Linked DNA regions of Homo sapiens: region 2 is linked to region 1. Evidence: chromatin loops called from intact Hi-C (ENCODE). Cell type or tissue: PC-3. All regions are shown on one strand.

Region 1 (8,000 bases):
TAGAATTGTAATTACTTGATTACATATCTGTTCTCCTGGCAATGATCAAGTCATTCTTCTTTACAAGCTTGTAGGCTAATACCTGAATAGCTGCTCAATAAATGTTTGATGGAAGAATCAATGTCTTGCCTTTTAAGTAATACTTTGAACTTTCTGTAAGCTTAAAATCATGTAGAACCTATATTATTTGCAATTAACATTTATACCAACACATATATACCAAATACAAAATAATACTTTATATTCATTTTATCTTTCATTTAATACTCTCTGGGTAAAATATAATGTTATATGGAAAGAGATGGCCCAAAATAGGATACTTTCTTTGTACTGAAAGAAAGCTGCGCACCAAAGGCAAGGAATAGATTAGAAAAGATCACCTTTAAATAACTTTTCACCACACTATCTTTGTCATAGAATTAAGATAGAGAAAACTGAAAAGAAACAATTCTTCCAGTGTTAATGGAACAATACAGATAAAGGCTTTATTCACAAAAAAAGAATTTTTAGTCCAGTGGTCCTTAGAAGAAATTCAGTGACTTGATTCTCAATGCAGGATTCCAAGTCATTCTCTTAAACTAACTGTTGAATAACCATGAAAAGGAGAGAAAGCAAAAAGTGATATGTTTTCTGAAAGTGAAACAAATTACACTTAGTGAAAATGTGTTTCAATCATCTGTTTGGGCTAGGGTTAGGATGCAGGAAGGTTAAGTCCAAGGGGGGAAATGTAGGATTACCACAAAAATAAATGTAAGAGGAGACCACAGTGGCTCGATCAAAATCAATTTAGGATGCCTTTATGTTCAATTTATATTCTGATTATAATGTGCTATAAATATTCATCAGAATCACCTGGAAGGTTTGTTAAAACACATGTTGCTGAGCCTTACCCCTATACTTTTTGATTCAGCAGGCCTGAAAATTCCCAGGTGGTGCTGATGCCGGTCTAAGGAACCACTGATTTAAAACAACCACTTAGGGCCAGGCATGGTGGCTCACGCCTGTAATCCCAGCACTTTGGGAGGCTGAGGCAGGGGATCACGAGGTCAGGAGTTTGAGGCCAGCCTGACTAACATGGTGAAACCCCGTCTCTACTAAAAATACAAAAAATTAGCCGGGTGTGGTGGTGAGGGCCTGTAATCCCAGCTACTCAGGAGACTGAGGCAGGAGAATCACTTGAATCTGGGAGGTGGAGGTTGCAGTGAGCCAGATCACGCCACTGCACTCCAGCCTGGGCAACAGGGTGAGACTCCGTCTCAAAAAACAACAACAAAAACAAACAAAACACAACCACTTAGAATTCTTCAGCTAGTACAGAAGTATTTCTCAAATTTATCTGAGTTATACACAACCACATCTATTCATTTTAGGCAGTTTGGAGATCAATCTATGCAGGTCTGGGAATAGTACACAGTCACGTCTGCTAGGATTAGGCAAATCTACCATGACAAAACAGGCACCACAAGGGCAGTACGTTTTTTTTTAAATTTTATTTATTTATTTTGAGAGAGTCTTTCTCCGTCTCCAAAATTCATTTCACATTTGTCCTTAATGACCAGATAGAAATAAGGAGTAGGTGGCAGGAAGTAAAAAGAATGGATGTGACCCATAGGAGTTATTATTTTATTTTATTTATTTATTTATTTATTTTTGAGACGGAGTCTCGCTCTGCCACCCAGGCTGGAGTGCAGTGGCGCAATCTCGGCTCACTGCAAGCTCCGCCTCCCGGGTTCACGCCATTCTCCTGCCTCAGCCTCCCAAGTAGCTGGGACTACAGGGGCCCACCACCACGCTCGGCTAATTTTTTTGTATTTTTAGTAGAGACGGGGTTTCACCGTGTTAGCCAGGATTGTCGCGATCTCCTGACCTCGTGATCCGCCCACCTCAACCTCCCAAAGTGCTGGGATTACAGGCGTGAGCCACCGAGCCTGGCCTATTATTTTATTTTTTTGAGGCAGGGTCTCATTCTGTCACCCAGGATGGAGTGCAGTGGTGCAATCCCGGCTCACTGCAGCCTTGGACTCCTGGGCTCAAGTGACCTCCTGCCTCAGCTTCCTGGGGAGCTAGGACTACAGGTGCACACCACCACGCTCAGCTATTTTTTAAATTTTTCTGTAGAGATGGGGTCTCATTATGTTGCCCAGGCTGGTCTCGAAATCCTGAGCTCAAGAGATCCTCCCACCTCGACCTCCCAAAGTGGTGGGATTACAGGTGCGAGCTACCATGCCCGACCGAGAATTACTACTGGCCATTTAGCTTCGAAACATTTTTAGTTGAGAACTTTTCACTTCCTCAATACAGATGAAGAGTTCTTTCTCTGTGCTAGTAAAAAAATTTCTTTATATCTATGTCATAGCATTTATCATTCAGTATTATTATTTTTGTTTTGATCTTCTTTTTTTTTTTTTTTTTTTTTGAGATGGAGTCTTGCTCAGTCGCCCAGGCTGGAGTGCAGTGGCATGATCTCGGCTCACTGCAAGCTCCACCTCCCAGGTTCATGCCATTCTCCTGCCTCAGCATCCCAAGTAGCTGGGACTACAGGCGCCCGCCACCATGCCTGGCTAATTTTTTGTACTTTTAGTAGAGACGGGGTTTCACTGTGTTAGCCAGGATGGTCTCGATCTCCTGACCTTGTGATCCACCTGCCTCGGCCTCCCAAAGTGCTGGGATTACAGGCGTGAGCCACCACGCCTGGCTCATTCAGTATTATTTCATTATGCATGTTTTCTTCCTGGCTAGACTGTGAAATTCCTGAACACAGGAGTATATATTTTGCATTTTCCATTTTTGTCCAGTATAGGATCTACTAATTAGAAATAGATTAGGAGGCCAAGGAGGGAGGATCATGAGGTCAGGAGTTCGAGACCAGCCTGGCCAACATGGTGACATGGTGAAACCCCATCTCTACTAAAACTACAAAATTAGCCGGGTGTGGTGGCGCACACCTGTAGTCCCAGCTACTTGGGAGGCTGAGGCAGGAGAATCTCTCGTACCCGGGAGTTGGAGGTTGCAGTGAGCCAAGATTGTGCCATTGCACTCCAGCCTGGACGACGGATGCGAGACTCCATCTCAAAAAAAAAAAAAAAAAAAATAGAATAAATGTTGGCTGAAATGAATGTAATTAAAATCCTTTGTTTATGCTTGTAAAACAAAATATTGTTTCATTCTTTCTATGTAAGCTCAATTTCTGCATTATTTTTATGTATCATTTAAACTGAAGGGACAGGGATATAGCAAATACTTTTACTCAACAAGTATTTATTGAGTTCCTACTATATTCAGGCCCTGGAGATGGAGCAATAAACAACATAGTCCCTATCTGATGGAATTTATGTTCCAGATAGAAGACAGTACAATGTTGGCTAATGATACGTGCAGCAAAAATAAAGCAGCATGCATGAAAGAAAGAAAAATGAAAAATGGGAAAGAAAAAGAAAAATGGGAAACAGTTTTTTAGAAAAGCAGATCAAGGGCAGGAAGTGACCTGTAAGCTCTGACCTAAATGCACTCCTAGCCAAACATGTGACATTCCGGGCATGGGCATTCCAGGCAGGGGCAAGCATGAAGAGGCTGCTACCTGTGGATGGGGCAGAATAAGCAGTTCGCTTCGTTTTTATGGTTAAGAATCTACCAGAAAAACTTTAATTATTTCAACCAGTAAATACTTAAAGGGGATTACCATTATTAAACAGTAATTCCAATCCCCCAAACTCATGACAACCTCTAGATTGGTGAGAATGGATAATACACATTTTCACCCCAAATAACTTTTACACACTCGAAAGCTGGGCCCTTAGACGTGAAAAAGATGTGGAAGCTTTTCAAGGCTGGGCTATCATGCCTGACCACCAATACCAAAGTCTTCTTTCGAAGAAAAGATTAAAAGTAGGCCCTATAGCAAAAAGGAAGAGAGAAACAGGCCAGCATTTTAATGAGACGTAAAGAGGGTGACATGGTTTGGATGTTTGTCCCCTCCAAATTTCATAGTGAAATGGGATTCCCAAAGTTGGAGGTGGGGCCTGGTGGGGGGTGACTGGGTCACGGGGTGGGGGGTGGGGTACCTCATGAATGGCTTCGCACCATCCCCTTGGTCATAAGTGAGTTCTCATTCAGTTCACCTGAGATCTGGTTGTTTAAAAGCCTGGGACTTCTCCCACTCACTTTCTTGCACCATGTATCACACTGGTTCCCACTTGCCTTTTGCTAGGATTGTAAGCTTCCTGAGGTCCTCACCAGAAGCAGACGCTGGCACCATGCTTCCTGTACAGCCTGCAGAACTGTGAGCCAAATTAAACCTTTCTTTATAAATTACTCAGTTTCAGTTATTCCTTTATAGCAACACAAAATTAGATTGACAGAGGGTGAGAAATTTGATTCAGGATAAGCAAAAAGAGAGTAGTAGGCAATATATAAAATAATGCATAAATTAGAACTACTTAAACTTGAGGGAAGCGAGTTTTTATGTAAGATTTACTACTAGTATTACTTGATTGACAACTTAGCTACTATAGCAAAAACCAACTCCCTGTGATATTTTAAAAAGAAATACTCCATGTCATAACACTGAAGGTGACTCACCATTAACTTCCTGCTCTTGCCTAAGGACCCTCTTGCATTAGTAATGACTAACTAAAACCATTTGCCATGTCTATTCAAACAGGAAAATCCTGATTAACTACACCACGAGTTAGAGGACCAACCTCCCCTTGTCACCTGCCCCACAATTTGGGAATAAAGAAGTCACCTAGGACACTGAAGTTTACTAAACACACCCTGATGAGTCCTACAAAGTACAGGATTATCAAGTAGTTTCCTTAGAAAGTAACAAGAGTAGCTGGAAAAGTACATTCAATGACCTTTTAAAGGAACATTCTGCCTGCTGCTTGTTTTGAAATTCTGGTCTCGTGTATTTATGATGATTCACAAACTGTTCTTACTATGTACACGGCACTTTTCCTAAGTTCTTTGCAAGCAAATGTTAAGTCACTTAACAACCCTACGATGGAGGTACTATTATTATACCCACTTTACAGATGAGGAATCTAAGGCAAAGAAAAGTTAGCTTGTCCAGGATCATTCAGCCCAACCTAGTAAGTGGCAGAGTGAGATTCAAACCTTGACAGTTGAGCTCTCCAGAAATCATGCTCTTGAATACTACACCACAATTATGACAAACAGTAATCATATTTTTTTAATCCTCTTTTCTTGGAACTTTCATGAAATCCCATGGCTTGCCATATTCACATAAATGACTCCCATATCTTTAATGCCTCTCACAGGGTCAATACTAGTCTTTCTCCTCCAACTGGACATTTGACACTTCACAAGATATGTTCCCATATTTTGAGTGGGGTTTCTTCAAAATGCCATTTCCATTTGTCCCTCAAAACTTTCACATAAACTTTTTTTTTTTTTTTTTTTTGAGACCGAGTCTCACTCTGTCGCCAGGCTAGAGTGCCATGGCGCAATCTTGGTTCACTGCAACCTCCACCTGCTGGGTTCAAGCGATTCTCCTGCCTCAGCCTCCTGAGTAGCTGGGATTACAGGCCCTCACCACCACGCCCAGCTAATTTTTGTATTTAGTAAAGATGGGGTTTCACTGTGTTGGCCAGGCTGGTCTCGATCTTTTGACCTTGAAACTTTCACATAAACTTTCACATTTCCATGACAAAGTTTTAGCAGTAACTTCCAAATTGGTCTTATTCAACTCCAACATTAAACTTTGTATGTACCACAGCCACATGATCATCTTACCTCACCTCCTCTAAGGAGGAAGTCCTCTGACTCAAGGCTCAGCTCCCTAAAGGAAAATTCTCAAATTTTTAGTGGGTTATCCTCTATAGTCAGGCATTATATAGCACTGCTTCGGTACTGAAAGCATCCAACATGCCAGGCTCTATCTATTCCTCCACATCATTTCACATCCCTCCTCATTCAATCTTCTCTCAGTTCCTCAAACATCTCCTCTCCCAGCTCCAGGACCTTCACAACTGCAGTTGCTCCCTGCAGGAACTCTTCTCTCTACCTTCTTTGCTTAGCTAACTCCCTCTCATCCCTTCCCACTCTGAATGTCACTTCTTCCTAATAACTTGTCTACATATAGTTTCTTCTCCTACTTCATCAGCTGCTTTCTCTCTGGTAAGATGATTCTATCACTTTAGTAATTCATTCAGTCCTCCCAGCCGCATGGCTTGTTCACTCCTGTCTTTCCAGTACCCAGAAGTGTCATGCACTTTCCACCTCCCTACATTCTCAGTATGTCCACCCCAAAGCCTGTGTCCTCCCAGCCTCCATTGTTTTCAACCCACTGAAATTCTACTCTTTTTTTTTTTTTTTTTTTTTTTTTTTTTTTGAGACGGAGTCTTACTCTGTTGCCCAGCCTGGAGTGCAATGGTGTGATCTCAGCTCACTGCAACCTCCGCCTCCTGGGTTCAAGTGATTCTCCTGCCTCAGCCTCCTGAGTAGCTGGGATTACAGGGGTGCACCACCACACCCGGCTAACTTTTGTTATTTTTAGTAGAGATGAGGTTTCACCATGTTGGCCAGGCTGGTCTCAAACTCCTGACCTCAAGATCCACCCACATTGCCTCCCAAAGTGCTGGGATTACAGGCGTGAGCCACCGTGCCTGACCCAATTCTACTCTATTCTTATGCCATATCTTTGTGAAGCTTTTCTCCAATCTGTCCCACTAGTAAGACTCTTCCCCACCTATAAATTTAAATTGCACCTGTTCTGATTTCTTGAATACAGTATGTATTGTTTTGTGTTCATCACTCTTCTACACTGAGTTTAACTATAAGCTATGTGGAATTATGAGAAAAACTTATCACTCTGCCCTAGACTATAGGGAAAAAGTTCTCCATTTTTTATGAGTGGGAATGTACAGTTTTGCAAGGTTGCTCAGGACAAAGATAGCAACATTTATTAGAAACCACTGCCTTGTTAGTAGTTTGTGATACTTTGGTCTGCAATTTGTGCAGACTTTTGGCTTTCAAAATAAACAGGAACTAAAATGTATCACCTCTGATTCTTCTTCAGTTTTTTTTTACAAAGGAGTCTTCCATAAACATAAATATCTGAAATTCATATGCTTGACCATATATGCCTTAAACAATCCCTAATCAAGTTCTGCCCACACTACTAAGATTTTTAGGCAGACGCAATGGAAATAGTTATATACAAATTTGCTGCATAATGACATTTCAGTCAATGATGGATCACATATAGAATGGTGATCCCAGAAACTTATAATAGAGCTAAAAAATTCCTGTCACCTAGAGATGTCGTGGCTGTCATAAGGTAATGTTATAGTGCAATGCATTACCTCTTCTATGTTTAGATATATTTAGATACACATATACTTACCATTGTGTTACAACTGCCTACAGTCTTCAGTACGGTAACATGCTGTCCAGGTTTGTAGCCTAAGAGCGATAAGCTGTATCATTGAGTCTATGTGTATAATAGGCTATACCATCTAGGTTTGTGTAAGCCTACTCTATGATATTTATACAATTATGAAATCACCCAGCAACCCATTTCTCAGAACTTATCCCAGTCATTAAGCAATACATGACTATATTATTATCACTAACTTATTTTGTGGCTTTGATAAGCCGAATATGGGAAAATAAACATTTACTGAAGAAAAGGCAGTCTATACATCAAGTTTTGGTAAAAGAAATAAGTTTTTTTTTGAGACGAGGTCTCGCTCTGTCACCCAGGCTGGAGTGCAGTGGCGCGATCTTGGCTCACTGCAGCCTCCACCTCCCAGGTTCAAGCAATTCTCCCACCTCAGCCTCCCGAGTAGCTGGGATTACAGGGGTGTACCACCATGCCCGGCTAATTTTTGTATTTTTAGTAGAGACGGGGTTTCACCATGTTGGTCAGGCTGGTCTCAAACTCCTGACCTCAGGTGATCTGCCCGCCTTGGCCTCCCAAACTAATGATACTATAAACATACTGATGAAAATAAGCTTTGGGCAAACAAAGAGTGGTT
Region 2 (8,000 bases), 170 kb after region 1:
TGTTTTCAATTCTTTTGAGTATGTGTGTATCTAGAAATGGTCTCCTTTTTTTTAACTTTCATTTTTTAAAATCCGAGATAAAATGTCAACAATACATTGTTATTCACATTTTTAGTTATTTTATGAATCATTTGTTTAATTGTGGTGTTTGACTTTTATTAATTTCTTAAAACTCTGTATATTCACATATTATTGTCAAATTATTGCAATTTCATTGCTTTAAAAAAAGCATTTTAATTGTTTTTTGGCCCAGTGTGGTAGCTCATTCTTGTAATCTAGCACTATGGGAGGCTGAGATGGGAGGATTCCTTGAGGACAGAAGTTCAAGACCAGCCTAAGCAACATAGCAAGACCCCCATCTCTATTTAAAAAAACAAAACAAAAAAACCAAAAATGTATTGCTCAATAATTATTTTGAATTTAAAGTTTATCAAAGTTACAGATAGCTTAAACATAAAATACAAGTCTTATTATTATGGAATAATTAGCAGTATCCCTCTCCATTTCTTCTCCCTAGATAATATTCTTTTAGCTTTTTCTTATAGTATTTACTTCCATATTTCTAAATAACATGCTTATCCTGTCATTCTTGGTATTTGTTTCATATATTACCTGTTAACCTCTTAGTATATTCTCTACCTGTCTCCCTCACACTTCCCATTCTCCCAGCCTACTAAAATTCTTATTAATTTTTGTTAGATCAATATTGAACATTTGCATTATTATGACTAAATATAATTTTTGCTGTTGTCATCTAGTATACTATGAATATTTATTATTCCTTGTTCACATTTTTGTTTTGGTTGTCATACAAATTATGATTTTTCTGTTTAGTTTTCTACGTAATTTATCACTAATTCTTTCTCTTCCAGATTGCACACATCCTCTTAGTAACTCAAACTTAGTAGATTTCCTATCAATTTTATCTTCTTGTGGCCATTCCTTCTGTACTTGTCTTGACTGGTTGCTTTGTAGGCTTGCCGCACAGCTGAATTTTTCCTTTACCGTCACCCTGGGGATTTCTGTTTGTGTTTTGCCTTTTCCTTGTTGCTCTGCATCCTTTGAGAACCTATCCTCTGGGCTGGGATGGGTTTCAGAGCACCTCAGCTAAGGTCTTTGATCAGTTATGCTCCGTAGCTGGAGGGCTGCAAAGTGCATTCTCATGGCCACTGCAGCTCTCTTGCCTCTCAGATTTCTTATCTTTGTTTTCTTGGTTTACTCCCTTGTTTTAGTAGATCGTATCGTCTAGTAGCTTAAGAACATCATGGCCCAAGATCCCGCTTCAGTAGTCCTCAAATATTTGGTTATTCCCCTTTCCTCAGTGTATTCCCACAGAAATGACCATAGGTCCCTTAAGACAACGACTGAGGGAATCTTTGCAGTATATATTTCTTGGGGGAATTGCAGGGTCCTTCTTCCTGGAGACCCGGCCATCTTATCATTTAATGGGTTTCAGTTTAAAAATAGGGGCCGGGCGCAGTGGCTCACGCCTGTAATCCCAGCACTTTAGGAGGCCGAGGCGGGTGGATCACGAGGTCAGGAGATCGAGACCATCCTGGCTAACACGGTGAAACCCCGTCTCTACTAAAAATACAAAAAATTAGCCGGGCGCTGTGGCGGGCGCCTGTAGTCCCAGCTACTCCGGGGGCGCTGAGGCGAGAGAATGGCGTGAACCCGGGAGGCGGAGCTTGCAGTGAGCTGAGATGGCGCCCACTGCACTCCAGCCTGGGCGACAGAGTGAGACTCCGTCTCAAAAAAAAAAAAAAAAAATTGGCTCAGGCCGGGTGCGGTGGCTCATGCCTGTAATCCCAGCACTTTGGGAGGCCGAGGTGGGCGAATCACTTGAGGTCAGGAGTTTGATACCAGCCTGGCCAACATGGTGAAACCTTGTGTCTATCAAAAATATAAAAAAGTAGCCGGGCATGGTGGCATGTGCCCGTAATCCCAGGTACTTAGGAGGCTGAGGCAGGAGAATCACTTGAACCCAGGAGGTGGAGGTTGTGGTGAGCCGAGATCGTGCCACTGCACTCCAGCCTGGGCGACAGAGCAAGACTCTGTCTTAAATAAAAAGGCTCAGGTCTGGAAACTGAGCAAGATATTATAATTTTTATTGGGACCACTGTCCTAAGCTACCTACTCCTCCATTCTTTACTTGTTTTGATTGTAGATGTTAAGTAGTACCCTTGTAGGGTGCCAACTTGTTTGGACCCTAGAAACTCCAAATTATATTCATCATTTCTACAACTGCCTGACAACCAAGCCCCCTCTGCTGCTTCTTTAACCTTGCTGGTTTTTAGAGTAACTGTGGCCCCTGGCTTCTGGCAGTTACCTGGTCTCTCTTACTCTGGGGGCTCATCATGCTCGCTACAATTAAGGAGCCCAGCTCTGTAATAGAGGAGGCTTGATCTCCTCTCATACCTTCAGTCCTGGCCTACAGAGCAGAGCCACCACTGAAGTTCTTCGTGATATCAGTGCCCCTCTCTCACTACTCCTTGTTAAGAGCTAGCATTTACTCCACCTGAGAAGACCCTACTGAGGCCTTTCCACCACAAGGCAGCCAGAAACCCCTCACAGTTACCCTCCGTCTGCTGACAAGCAGATAACTAGTGTTAAATCCCAGCCCAATACAGCTGGGGAAGTTCTAGGTCTGAAGGATCTGCAAGAAGGATCTGCAGGAAGAGGCAGCAGCATCACTGAGATCTTGTTGGTTCCTGCAGTCTCCTAATGGTAGGAGAGATAGGCACCGATTTGGGAATCCAGTGACCAGGAATTCTTGGGGCTACCCACCCAGATGTTTCAGGGCTCTGGTCTTTTTGTGACAGATCTGCCTTGCCTGATAAATGCCTCTGCAGCTCCTTATTCTAAGTCCTATGATTGCCCCGCAGCTGAGCTCTCTTCCACTGCAGGGTGATAAGGATCTCTTTGTAAGCAATACCACCGCAAGTGCATCCTGGCTCTCATACTTAACCTTTAGTTGTTAACTGCTCTCAGTTTCTCATCACTCTGAAGGTTTTCAATTCAACTTAGTAATAACTAGCTACTGTCTTTGCAGGTGTTAGTCCCACTGCATCTTTTAAATGCCTGGATTCTTGAATTGGCAAGCCTGTTTTTCTCAGGGAATGTTTCCCCAGGTCATCACCTGTGAAATAGTGGCAGTCGAGCCACTACCTTGAGCCAGGGACAATCTGTGACCCACTCTCCACTCAGCATGGGGTTTTCCTTGCCATTCAGTGATTCCATCCCCAATCTCCACCTTTTAGCCTGCTTTCTTGGACTGTTCCTGGTACCAACTATGTCAGTTAAGTTCCTCTGAAAAGCAGATCTCAAGATGGAATTAGAGGTGTATGAGATTTATTGGGAAGAAACACCTGTGAAGGATAAAGGTTATGATGTTATGATGTGTGTCTGACACATGTGAAAAGAGCATGGGAAGGAAGAAGTAGCTCTGAAAAAGGAAGTCTTGCCCAGGCCTATTGAGGCACCCATATGTAAAGACTATCCACCAGAGAAGTCCCTCACTGGTTAAGAATTGTCTGTTTCTGGGACACCCACAATTTTCCACAGTCTTCCACAATGTTCAGTCACTGGGAACAGTCTGCGGGGAGAAAGGCATTGATGTGAACACCATGGTGGATGCAGGAGGTACAGCAGGTAGGGGCTGTCAGCCAACAGTCTCTTTTGCGCAGGTTATCTCTTGAAAGGAAATCTGAGCGGTGCGTGTTCATAACTACCATAGCTATTGTAGCTTGATACAACGCCTGCTTTGCTGTAAATCAGGTTTATTTGCAAGAGTTTTTATTTATTTTTATATGTATTTTGATTTTTAATATGTACTTTATTGATTTTTATATGTATCTTGTGCCAGTACCACATTATCTTAATTATAAGAGCTTTTGCTGGGTGCCATGGCTCACGCCTGTAATCCCAACACTTTGGGAGGCTGAGGTTGATGGATCACTTGAGGCCAGAAGTTTGAGACCAGCCTGGCCAACATGGCAAAATGCTGTTTCCACTAAAAATACAAAAATTAGCCTGGCGTGGTGGTGCATGCCTATAATCCCAGCTACTTGGGTGGCTGAGGCAGGAAAATCACTCGAACCCGGGAGGTGGAGGTTGCAGTGAGCTGAGATAGTGCCACTGCACTCCAGCGTGGGTGACAGAGCAAGATTCTGTGTCAAAAAAAGGAGAGAAAAACAAAAAGTCTTGTTATTTGATAGGGCAAGTACCTCCACGTTAGTCTTCGGACACAGGTGTATCTGGGCTATTCTTGTTCTTTCCTCTTTCACATAAATTTTTAGATCATCTTGTCAAATTCCACAAACAGGCCTTGAGTGTTTTAGTTGGAATTGCATTGAATGTTTAATATCAATGGGAGGAACTGACATGATATTGAGTTTTCAAATCCAAGGATATGGTATATACATCCATTTATTTAAATCTTTTAAAATGTCTTTCAATATTTTAATCTTTTTTCCAGAAAAGGCTTGCATATCTTTTTAAAGATTCAGAGTTGGCATTTTAAATTTGGTTATTTTTGTAAATGGTATCTTTTAAAAAGTTACAAATTTTTTTTTTTGGTCGTTTCTTGCTGGTGTGCAGTCGTGCCTTTCAAAACGGACCTACCTTGAGGCAAAGGGGCCAGGACTTCATGCCCCACATCAACCAGGCATTGGATAAGGGCGGCCCTCAGGGACTGGGTGTGGCCCCGTGTGAGGAGTCTCTTGGCCTGCGGGAAATGCCTGGAGAGTGACTCAGCTGAGAGCTGTCAGCCGCCGACATTCCTGTCAGCTGGGGAAAGACTCCTCAGGTCCTGACGGGACTATCTCAGCAGCAAGCCCTCAGCAACCACTAAATGCCTTCTAATGGGTTAAAGAAATTCTCGTTTATTCATAGTTTTAAAGTTAAATGTTCCTGCTTTGGCAAAAGAAGGAGAGTGGTCCAGCTGTCTTGCATGACATTTGGATCTGGGGTTTAACTGTTTGTCTAACAGACTTCCAACTAATCATTACTGTTTCAGTCTTACCTTTACCCCCAGTTTGCAGAACTACCGGATGACTTTCAAACCTGGGCCTTTCTGGTTTTGCAGGAAAGACTGGCTTGCTTTAGGCTTCCCCTACTGCCAGCATAGGTTTTAGCTTTCTTTGATTATCTAAATCAGTTACCACTTCATCACCTGCTTTCTAACCTTCCAAGTTTTGGCGCTGTCTTCCCTTGTTTTCTCTTTGTCTTGTACTCCCTCCTTTTATTTTATTATTACTTACAACAATTGAGACATCTAGGGTATCTCTTTCTCTGTTTTTTTGAGACAGAGTCTCACTCTGTCGCCCAGGCTGTCGTGCAGTGGCGCGATCTCGGCTCACTGCAACCTCTGCCTTCCGGGTCCAACCGAATCTCCTGCCTCAGCCTCCCGAGTAGCTGGGATTACAGGTGCCTGACACCACGCCTGGATAATTTTTTTGTATTTTCAGTAGAGACGGGGTTTCACTAGGTTGGCCAGGCTGGTCTCAAACTCCTGACTTCAGGTGATCCGTCTGCCTCAGCCTCCCAAAGTGCTGAGATTACAGGCATGACCCACCGTGCCTGGCTGCTATCTGTCCTTTTTAATCCTTGTGATTTAAGTAGGGCTTCAGGAAAGAGCAGAGGTATAATAATGCTTCCAATTGCTCTCTTGCCTGAAAGCCCTGTTTGATTTGGAGATTTATGAAGTATGGGCAAAGCAGGCTGAGTTTGACACATGCTGTTTCTAATGCCTGAAATTACATCCTCTTCCATCCTTGCTTGTCTAACCCATCCTTCAGCCCTCACTTTGGTAGTCACATTTTCCAGAAAGCCTGCCTTCACAGCCCAAGTCCTGGATTAGATGGCCCTTCTAGGCAATCTCATTATAATCTGTGTTCACTCACACTTTGCTGTAATTGCCTGTTTGCCGGTCTTTAAGATCTCATAGGCTAAATGTTTTGATTAGTGGGATTGTATTTGATCTCTATTGGAGTCCCTGGTCCCAAGCATAGAGATGATTTAAGAGGTACTCAGTAAAGTTGTATTGAGTGAATACGTATTACATAGCTTTGAATTGATTTCTGATCAATGCAGTAACTTACAAAGTTCTCACTTTCTGCAAATATTTTTTTCATTCTTTCTTTGCTGGGCTGGAGAAACCAAAAAGGCAAAATACTAGTTTTATTTCCGTGGACATTGGAAGCTTTAACTAATGTCATTTAAAAAGTACTTGGATTTCATCTTTAATATGAAGAGTTAGATGGAGTGGCTGATGTATAAATTTCTTTCTTTAAAATTATTTGAAATTCTTGGAAAGTTTTCTACTTAATCTTTAAAAAAAGGCATTGTAAAAAATCTCTGGAAGAAAGGCATTATGACAACGACTGCATATACAATAAAATATGAGGATAAAATATTAAAAATGGAAAAGAGATTTTTAATGAGTTTTAGGTGTTCATAAATATTGTTTAGGTCATAATCCATTTTAGGAAATATAAGCAACATTGATAACTTTGGCAACCTTTTAATATAAATTAATTTAAAATTGCATATCATATTTACCATTCTGTAGAGCAATACTCTTAGTGCTTTCATACTTTGCAGTCAAAAGTGCCACTGTGCCTGGCCTGGATGGCAGGAAGATTGCTTGAGCCCAGGAGTTTGAGACTAGCCTGGGCAACATGGCAAGACCCCATCTCTTTAAAAAAATTAAAAAAAAAAAGGGCCATCCAATGGAACAAAACTCAGACTGATGTAACCTTTCCAAGATAAAGTTCTTGGAGAGTTTGTTTTGACTGATACTTATATACAGGAGATAACACAAAATTATACCTACTCATCTTCTGATTCTGAAGGTCCAGGCCTCCTTTTACGAATATTTGTAGATAAGGAATACCCTGGAAGATGCTTTTGTGACAAGCAAACTCATCCTCCAGTATAGAAAATCTGTTACAGGGTCTGTAATTCAGCTACACAGGACATCTGGAAAGGCAGACTTTGAGGGGCATTCTTTCTCTTTCATGTGTACACTTTTATCAAAGGAGACAATTTCATTTGCTTTTAATTTTTTTGGACTTCTCTGAAGTTACACATGCACAATGTAGATAGTGTGAAAAATATAAAAAAAAAGTATTAAGAAAAAATGAAAATCACCTGGAATCTGATTGCAGAGAAACCACTCCTGATATTTGATTGCATTAATTTCCTGGCTTTTCTTTCTTGATGTGTTTATTTCCTCCCATGGTTGAGACACTCTAAGTATAGCTCCAGGTCCCTCTCTTTCCACTTAGCAACGAATCATTGTTATTTCTTTAATTCATTAAATATTCTTTGAAAATATAATTTTAATGGCTGTGTAATAGTCATCATATAAATGTACCATAATTTAACAGTTTCCCTGTTTATCACCTTATAGAATGTTTTCTTATTTTTCCTATTATAGCAATAAGCTATATTTCATAACTTTATTGTAAGTCTTGTTATGACTGAGGAAATTCAGTCTGCAACTCTGAAGAATGAAAGTAAACACAGATTTGTAGTAGAGACTTTTTTGAGGTAATACATGTGAAATGTATGTAAGTTACTAATAGAAAAGATAATATATTTGGTAGGTATGATTAGTATTAGTGTATGGGGAATTTTATTTGTATTATTTATATTATCTGTATTGTTAAACTTAAGCAGCCTACTATTTCAGAAAACGTTAAATCATATCTACTTTCAGAATAAATTAAATCATAAACCATAGTCTATATGACATAGTTAATATATTAAACCAAGTGTTCTCAGAGAACACTCGTTGTCAAACTGGATGGCAAGCTATTAGTGGGTGAAGATATATTATTCCTTGTAACCAACATTTTTTTAAAATAAAATACAATAGAATATAAAAATATCAAAGGGCATGCCTTAGTTAAGTTTTCTTACTGGAAAGAGTGAAAGCTACTGGCATTGACTGATAGAAAAGTTTATTGTTTTATAACCACTAGAGGGCAGTCATT

Evidence for each region. A loop is a pair of places that touch in the nucleus more often than their neighbours do. Peaks named below come from ENCODE experiments on the same cell type or tissue, not always from the same donor. Only the 100,000 strongest peaks of a DNase experiment are listed, where the experiment ranks them.
Region 2: it touches region 1 in a loop (10-fold over the local background); 2 of 110 quality-filtered maps call a loop at or near these places.

The regions. Positions count from the first base shown.
Region 1 is chr11:102,175,098-102,183,097 of GRCh38, reverse strand. All of the region lies in intron 3 of YAP1 (Yes1 associated transcriptional regulator), which reads right to left. Among named protein-coding and RNA genes, the nearest start is that of YAP1-DT, 69 kb to the right of the region's middle. In PC-3, no CTCF peak of the experiment used is centred here; a DNase peak (open chromatin) is centred at 4,657; H3K4me3 peaks cover 963 bases; H3K27ac peaks cover 3,063 bases.
Region 2 is chr11:102,008,023-102,016,022 of GRCh38, reverse strand. No RefSeq gene overlaps it. Among named protein-coding and RNA genes, the nearest start is that of CFAP300, 35 kb to the left of the region's middle. RefSeq lists enhancers at 3,901-5,100, 5,386-6,012. In PC-3, a CTCF peak has its summit at 7,833; DNase peaks (open chromatin) are centred at 4,732 and 5,062; H3K4me3 peaks cover 1,452 bases; H3K27ac peaks cover 3,010 bases.